Linked DNA regions of Homo sapiens: regions 1 and 3 are each linked to region 2. A link is a loop called in an ENCODE intact Hi-C map of the cell type or tissue named here. Cell type or tissue: GM12878. All regions are shown on one strand.

Region 1 (2,500 bases), 340 kb before region 2:
AATTACCTTAGGCAGTATGGCCATTTTCACTATATTGATTCTTCCTATCCATGAGCATGGAATGTTCTTCCATTTGTTTGTGTCCTCTTTTATTTCATTGAGCAATGGACATCTTTAACCTGGCTTAGGAGGTTCCATGTGATCGAACATCTATTGGGCCCTCTGGTCTATCCTGTGCTGTTATCCCCTTAACTCCAGGCCCCGACCACATGAACCCCTCCATGCCTGAAACATGCCAGCTTATGCCTCTGCAGAAGCTATTGTTCCTTCTGCCCAAATGCTCACCCTTCTAACCTCTTTCTCCTAATGCATCTTTCAGCTGAAATATCACATCCTCACCAACAGCACTCGCAATTGTGTCTCCCAATTTTACAAGCAGAGCCCTTACTGTTATCAGATCAATTTATTTTTAGTTGTTTATTGCTCAGCTCTGCTTAATAAAATGAAAACTCTGTAAGAACGGAGATGAGGTCTATCTAGTTCCTCAGTATATTCTCAGTACCTAGAACAGTGTGTGACACACAGAAAGCACTCAACAAATACTTGTTGAATTAATGAATTTTATCAGAATCATTCACTTCATTTCTAACAAGCCCTCAAGGTTCCCTGAGGACAGATGTATGCCTTATACATTTTTATGTACTTAATCTGGCTCAAAAGCTGCTGTACACATACAAGATAATTAATAAATATTGATTGGCTGTGAATAAAGAAATATACTTGGGCAATGAGAAAACACACTACCATACTCAGTCTATCAAAAATTATATTTAAAGTCATGGGGAACATAAATCTACCTGAATCTCTCCCAAGAGTCCTCCAGTCCGCTCCAGCACCAGTGATAAAATCATTGTGGAATTGGGATTAGCAATAGAAATTTTGCTTTGATTGAGAAACCTTATAACTCCAAAGGGAGAGTCACTCTTAGCTATTATGATTCTGCTCACTAGGTGGCGCCCAAGGACCGCTCCTCCAGTAGCTCCAGTGAGTAGAATTTCAATGGGCTCCTCAAATTCACTGCATGGCAAGAAGGAGCAATTCTGTGAGTCTAAACATATTAAAGTGCTTGTAAAATCCCAATAACCAGTCATTTTCCAAATTGGTCATACATATTCAAGGCACAGTAGTCACACATCAAGTGGTAAGAAGTGGGTGCTTAGCTAAAAGAATGAATGATTAACATCAATATTACATGACCTAGGGCAGTTGTAGGGACTTTCTTGCCCTCTTTTTAATTGCTTAATGCATAAAGAAAGTGAATTAAAGAATGTTTCCACATTCTGATTAGATTATTTAAGTCTAGAGAAACAGAAAATATTATTTCCTTTATTTGAAATGAAGTGACATATGCAACCACATCGTCTCCTAGCCCCTCTTTCCCTACCCCTAGTACCCCAAAAGTATTTCACCTGTTGTTTTCCAATGGACACATATTATCTAAAGTTCTATTGTCAGTGCAAAACATATGTAAGAGTTTGAACACAATACTTATGTCTTATATGTGCCCACATTATTTTCTATATACCAACCTTTCATTGTCATCAATGATGGAGATATTTATAAAACTTAAGTTTTGCCCATGCTGAAAGGTGACTGTACTGCCATGCAAAATGTAATCAACACCTCCGGGACTGGCAGAGGAGCTCTGAGAGATGAAATCAGCTGTCACATAGCCATAAGTTCCATGTAGCCTCACCACTGGGATCATGATCAGCCCAACATCTTCCTCCACTGTAATGGGAACTTGGAATTAATTGGTAAGCCAGACAGAGCAACTAACTTATAAGATTCAGCCAAATTAAACCTGGCAATTAAACATAATGGCACAAAGTAAGCACTCTATGTTTTCATAGTTCTTTTATCATTTTAAAGGGGGATTAGTGAAAACCTCATGACATTTTTTAGGAGGAACATAGTTTATCAGATGTTGAAAGTTACAGAGAACAGTACAATTAGCATTTAAACAATGTATTTAATCAGTAGCATTGGCATTCTCCCTGTGTACTACATAAAAACAAATGATCCTTGCTTTCTAAGACAATGTTAGATGGATACAAAAAAACATTTAAGTTGTTTGTGCTCATAGGAAACCACTCTGGATTGCTTCCACACATTCAATTGAAATATAAATATGGTAATATAAATAAATGAGGTTTATGATATGTATATCATATGAATTTTTAAAAGTCCAGATACAAGTACAATTTGATTACATTTTCAGTTCCTATGAAATCTACTTGTGAATCTGAAAATGTGTCTTCAATGTTTGATTTCAACTTAAACATTATTTTCAAAAATATATTTCTTAAGCTATGCTAAATTCTGCATATTAAAATATAATTTAATAGGGCTCACATTAGCTATGGCTAAATAATACTCAATGTATATTATAAATATAAATATACACTGACCAAAATTCCCAAAGATAATGAATCTAACAGAAAACAATGAACTGAAAAAATTCCAAGTCTCATTTATTTCTTAATGCAAAAATGTAATA
Region 2 (2,500 bases):
TTCCCAGTTCCATTCTGGAATTTTACCATTAATAATTCAATCACACCTTTACTTCTCCACTGATTTTACGAAATTAAGACACACACACACATACACACACATGTACAATGTCTGAGTTATAAAACAGTTGACAGAAAATTAAAGTTGTTATATTAATCGTTGACCTACTATAAGAATGAGAACCCAATTAGCAAATATTTATTGGTTCCCTTAAGTGAGCTCAGCACTGACAGCATTGGAGTGGAGGATGAGAATAACAAATGATGAAACTGATACTCAATTTTTTTGAGTGTCAGTAAACAAATGATAAAATTGATAATTGATACTCTTTAATACTCAAGTTTTTCCTAAGTCATGAGAATTCCCAACTCCCAAAGGACCCACCGTTTGTGGTGGTTCCCAGTTGGCTCATAGCTATATTCTCTCTATAGCCTATATATTCTTACTGTTTGCCTGCCCATTACTGCTGCTCAATTCTTGCCACTTCTCCAATTACACTCTTACTTCTCAGAACTTTCCCCTTCAACTGACTTTAAATGGAAGAGGGTTTCTAGAAAACGTCCTTAGGCAGATTTTTGTGAGGGCAAGGAAGACACATAGTTGCCTGTTTGGGAGGTTGAATAAATTATCTCTGACTTGGATCACTATTCTAAATGGGATGTGGTGCCACTCAATATTCTCAAATCTGGAAATGTGTCCCACTTTCTCCAGAGACTAGATTTGGAAATAAGAGAACACAGTACATCTTGCGAACTGTGAAAAGGTCAAAGTTTGCAAACTCAAATGCTTTGAAGACGAAAGCAGATAAGTAAAATGAGTAAAGCTAGCTGGATATAATATATCACATGGTATGGGAACCATAAAAACTTGGTAGTAATTCTGAGGTAGAAAATGCATTTTGGGTACAGTGACTATAGTTTTTCCATGCAGTGTGTAAAATCTTCTGTGGTAGAGAAAATCCATCAGAAGTGTTATCTGCTCTGCAAACCTTCCTTCCTTCTACCCTTGGCTGTGTTTTTTTATCCACAAACAGCAAAAATAAGTTTTAGAGAAAGTGAAATTAGATGAGAAAGGAAAAAAATTAGTGGAAAGAAATGAAGACAGATTCATGAGCCCTGGTTCACCTGTGTCTTCCTGTATGAAGTATCTTTACAGGCCTAAAATCTTGGAAGTTTGCGGGCTCCAAAGTGAAGCCATTCTTTTTCCACCTCGGTGACCCAGTGACTTTCTTTTTTTTTTTTTTTTTTTTTTTTGAGAGAGAGTCTCGCTCTGTCGCCCAGGCTGGAGTGCAGTGGCTGCGATCTTGGCTCACTGCAACCTCCGCGTCCCGGGTTCACGCCATTCTCCTTTTCTTTTTTAAGAATTGAGGAATTGCAATTTGGTAGCTGAGATAAGAGCTTTCAAGAAAACAAATGTTTTCTTTAAGAGCCATTTGTCTAGTTCATTCACAAAGAAACAAAGCTATTGCCATCTAGTGGTTTAACTCAAGAAATTCAGTAAAGCAAGTTTTTCCATGAAGTTTCACATTAATATTTTCGTGTGGCCCTGAATATAAAAACATTTGTTTGTAGAAAGCAATTCTTAATACACTTTTTCAAATTAAGGATTCAGACTTGGCCACTTAGCTCTTTCTTTTCAAGTTATATTCTCTATTAAGTAGGATTTGAATTAAAACACACAAAAACCTCATAATTGAAAAAAAATTAATGAAAGATGATGTTACACTGAAGAAATTGCCAGATATTAGACAGCCAAAACCAAATAATAAAATTAAATTAATGGTGAAATTAATAGTTCTAACAAAATTTTAAAGGGAACTTTATAAAATAAATAGGTATATGTTATATACAGTTATATAACAATGTTTTCTAAAATATAGTCTAAAACTACATACAGTCCCTTGCTTTTGTTAAATACACTATTATAGCAAAATTGGCTACAAAAGTATATTTTATTAAATATTAATTTATCATTGACTTTTATTATAAAATTTAAAATGTATTTCTATAACACTATCCAATCTAAAAACCTTTGACATTTATACTTATAAAAATTACATCTGGAAGTCCAGAAACATTTTATTTATAGGTAAACTCAGAAAATTCACAGGTATCATTTACTTTCTGCATGGGTATAAGTTTTTGCAGTACTAAGTAAAATGGAATCACTCTATTCTATAGAACGATTTTATTTCTAATAACGGCATGAGAGACAAGAGCTCCCATAGATGTCTGGACTCCATCTGACCATGAAAAATATTTTCCCAGGTTCTCCTTGGACATTTCAGATCACCATTAGCTCAAGTATTGTCAAGAGAAAACTATTTTTTTTTCAATTCCTGAGTATTCTGATACCACTTTTAAAGCAATTTTTTTCACTTTGGAGACTATAATAGCTTAAACGGAATTAAACAGAATAGAGTTTAATTCTCATCCTTGGTCTAGAGAGTACCATAGTGGAATATATCCAGCATGAGACAAACAAGATGCCAAGTCTTTTC
Region 3 (2,500 bases), 160 kb before region 2:
AAGTGCAAGTACTTTCTTTTTCTTTTTTTTTCATCATCCTTTTACTTGGCTGAAAAGTGCAAGTAATTTTTGTACAGTGAAACATATAATCCATAAGTTACAGCTTTATTTCCCGGTAGGATGTTAACCAGTTTTACATCTCACCCAGAAACCTTACCTTATCATTTCTTTATTAATTTTCTTGTAAATATTTTGTTCCAAAAATGCTTTTTGCACCAGTATTAACACTCTATTAGTTTCCTCACTAACTAATGGGTTGAATAAAATCTTGACATGTTCATTTTATATTTGTGTGAGAGTTACGCTTGTAAACTTTCAAAAAATGTACCTACACACAATAATTTTTTCCAGAAAAGTAACCATGATATCACAAATTGCCATGGTACATACTAAGACTGATTCTACAATGGCCATTTCCATGAACAATAATGCAGTACAGACAAATACTTCCAGGAAAAGTAACATTTTACATAACAGAAACAGGGCAAGTAAATATCTGATCTAATACACAAAGTTTTTTCTATTTTTTTATCTTTTTTTTTTTTTTTTAAGACGTAGTCTCGCTCTATCACCAGGCTGGAGTGCAGTGGCGCGATCTTGGCTCACTGCAACCTCCACCTCCCGGGTTCAAGCGATTCTCCTGCCTCAGCCTCCTGAGTAGCTGGGACTACAGGCACGTGCCACCACGCCCAGCTAATTTTTCTATTTTTATTAGAGACGAGGTTTCACCATGTTGGCCAGGATGGTCTCAATCTCTTGACCTCATGATCCGCCTGCCTCGGCCTCCCAGAGTGTTGGGGTTACATAAAGTCTTTTAACTCATGTAACTGAACTTCTGATTTCTATCTTCTTTCTAGAATATTTAAGCTTGACATTTTCCATGAGCTCATGTACTCCCGTTTGCATGAGTCATCAAAAAACAGATCACAAAAGCCATTCGAGCTGTTTATATTTGGACTACATATGCCCACCATGGAAACAGGAAGAACAGTGTAGAGAAGCTTTAATTCCAGAGCTCTGTGGAGCTCTAGAAGATTATGGGTTTCAATTGTGCTTTCTCTCTCCCACATTTGCAAAGCACAAAATGAAAATCTCACTAATCTAAATCCTTTGAGGCCAATTTAGAAGCAATAAAATAAGTCAAAGTTTGCTCATATAGGTTATAAATCTGAGTATGTGACAGTGTCTCTGTCAAGTAGTAAGATAACTCTTGTCTTTTAGGTCCTTTAAAAAATAAGGATCACATGTTTAACTAAGATTTCTTAAACCACCATTAGATGGCACCCGTCTGTCTAAAAAAAAAATCAACAGCAACAATTTCACATATTATGAAGCGGTCTTAAGGATCTAAGGATAGATTTTTGACCCCTGTAACTCTTCTCAAACAAACGTAATTTTGTAATCCTACATAGATCTTAAAAAGTCATGAAAAGCAGTTTTCTTGAAATTAAGATCTCACTGAAAACAACTTTAATTAGCTCTAGTCAAACAAAATTTTTTTTTTCTCCTGAAATTCAGTAGTATTATCTAATTTTTAAAAATTGTTTCTTTGGATACTTTCTGTGAGTTTCTTTCTCTTCATTGAAGACAGTCTGTTTTTATTGAAGAATCTAGGTGCTTATGCTTTCTAAATGAATTATTTGCACTCACTGCCAGTAAGAAAGAAAGCAAAAGAGGGAATTTAATGTTACAAACCCAGATGCCTAGAGATATGTGTTTTTTAGTCCAAACTGTGATTACAAAACAATACTAAAAGATCATTTTTGCCAAGATTTAAAATTTGTAGATTTCACATTTTAAAAAAATGGATGTCTAGATTATTTTGAAAAATTACCAGAATTGGCAAATCTGGGTCCACATTTCTCCATGGCATCCCTTGCCTGGAGCTAAGCAGTAGCTGCCAGTTAGACAGAGAATTTGCTCTCCTATACCCTCCTAATGTCTCCTCAGACTAGGGTCAAAGAGGAAAGTAAGAAATTTCTTATCTCCATGTCATTCAGAGGCGGAAAACCAGTTCACAAGGTGGTGAGCGTGCATGTGTGTGTACGTGCCTGCACACACGTGTGTGCAGGCACGTACACACACATGCACGCTCACCACCTTGTGGAATGCCTCCATGCAGTGTCCCAGGACTTTGATTTCATAGGACAATGGGAAGAATTCCTGGCAGTACCTCCATGGGCATCCTAACACAGATGCCATGAAACCTTTAGCTGGACACTGCAAGTGCCTCCTGGGGTGTTGGGCCCCAAGTCACCTCCAAAGCAGGAGGCAAGCATTGATTCCACTCAGCTTTGGGCTCCAATCTAGTCTCTGCCATCTTCCCAGCTGTAGAAGTTTAGACAAGTCACTTCCCTTCACATGGCCTTGAGTTTCCTCAATTGCTAAAGGGAAGCAAAATGAAAAGCTACAGCACTGAGGTAGTCATGAGGCCCAGGGGAGGGAATCCATCTCTGTGCACCATGAAGTGCCAGTTTCTAGGCTGTAGACCTTCAATCTC

What was found. Peaks named below come from ENCODE experiments on the same cell type or tissue, not always from the same donor. Only the 100,000 strongest peaks of a DNase experiment are listed, where the experiment ranks them.
Region 1: it touches region 2 in a loop (11-fold over the local background); 75 of 110 quality-filtered maps call a loop at or near these places.
Region 3: a loop joins it to region 2, with 5 times the contacts of the local background. A loop is called at or near these places in 48 of 110 quality-filtered maps.

Annotation. Positions count from the first base shown.
Region 1 is chr5:90,782,355-90,784,854 of GRCh38, reverse strand. ADGRV1 (adhesion G protein-coupled receptor V1) reads right to left here. Exons shown (of 90, transcript NM_032119.4): 66 at 1,530-1,731; 67 at 798-1,017. Among named protein-coding and RNA genes, the nearest start is that of ADGRV1, 220 kb to the right of the region's middle. In GM12878, a CTCF peak has its summit at 953 (motif pointing right); a DNase peak (open chromatin) is centred at 1,014.
Region 2 is chr5:90,438,835-90,441,334 of GRCh38, reverse strand. No RefSeq gene overlaps it. Among named protein-coding and RNA genes, the nearest start is that of CETN3, 30 kb to the right of the region's middle. In GM12878, a CTCF peak has its summit at 1,468 (motif pointing left); a DNase peak (open chromatin) is centred at 1,454; H3K4me3 peaks cover 851 bases; H3K27ac peaks cover 483 bases.
Region 3 is chr5:90,603,463-90,605,962 of GRCh38, reverse strand. The region is part of intron 1 of ADGRV1 (adhesion G protein-coupled receptor V1); the gene reads right to left. Among named protein-coding and RNA genes, the nearest start is that of ADGRV1, 46 kb to the right of the region's middle. RefSeq lists a silencer at 628-826. In GM12878, a CTCF peak has its summit at 1,272 (motif pointing right); a DNase peak (open chromatin) is centred at 1,266.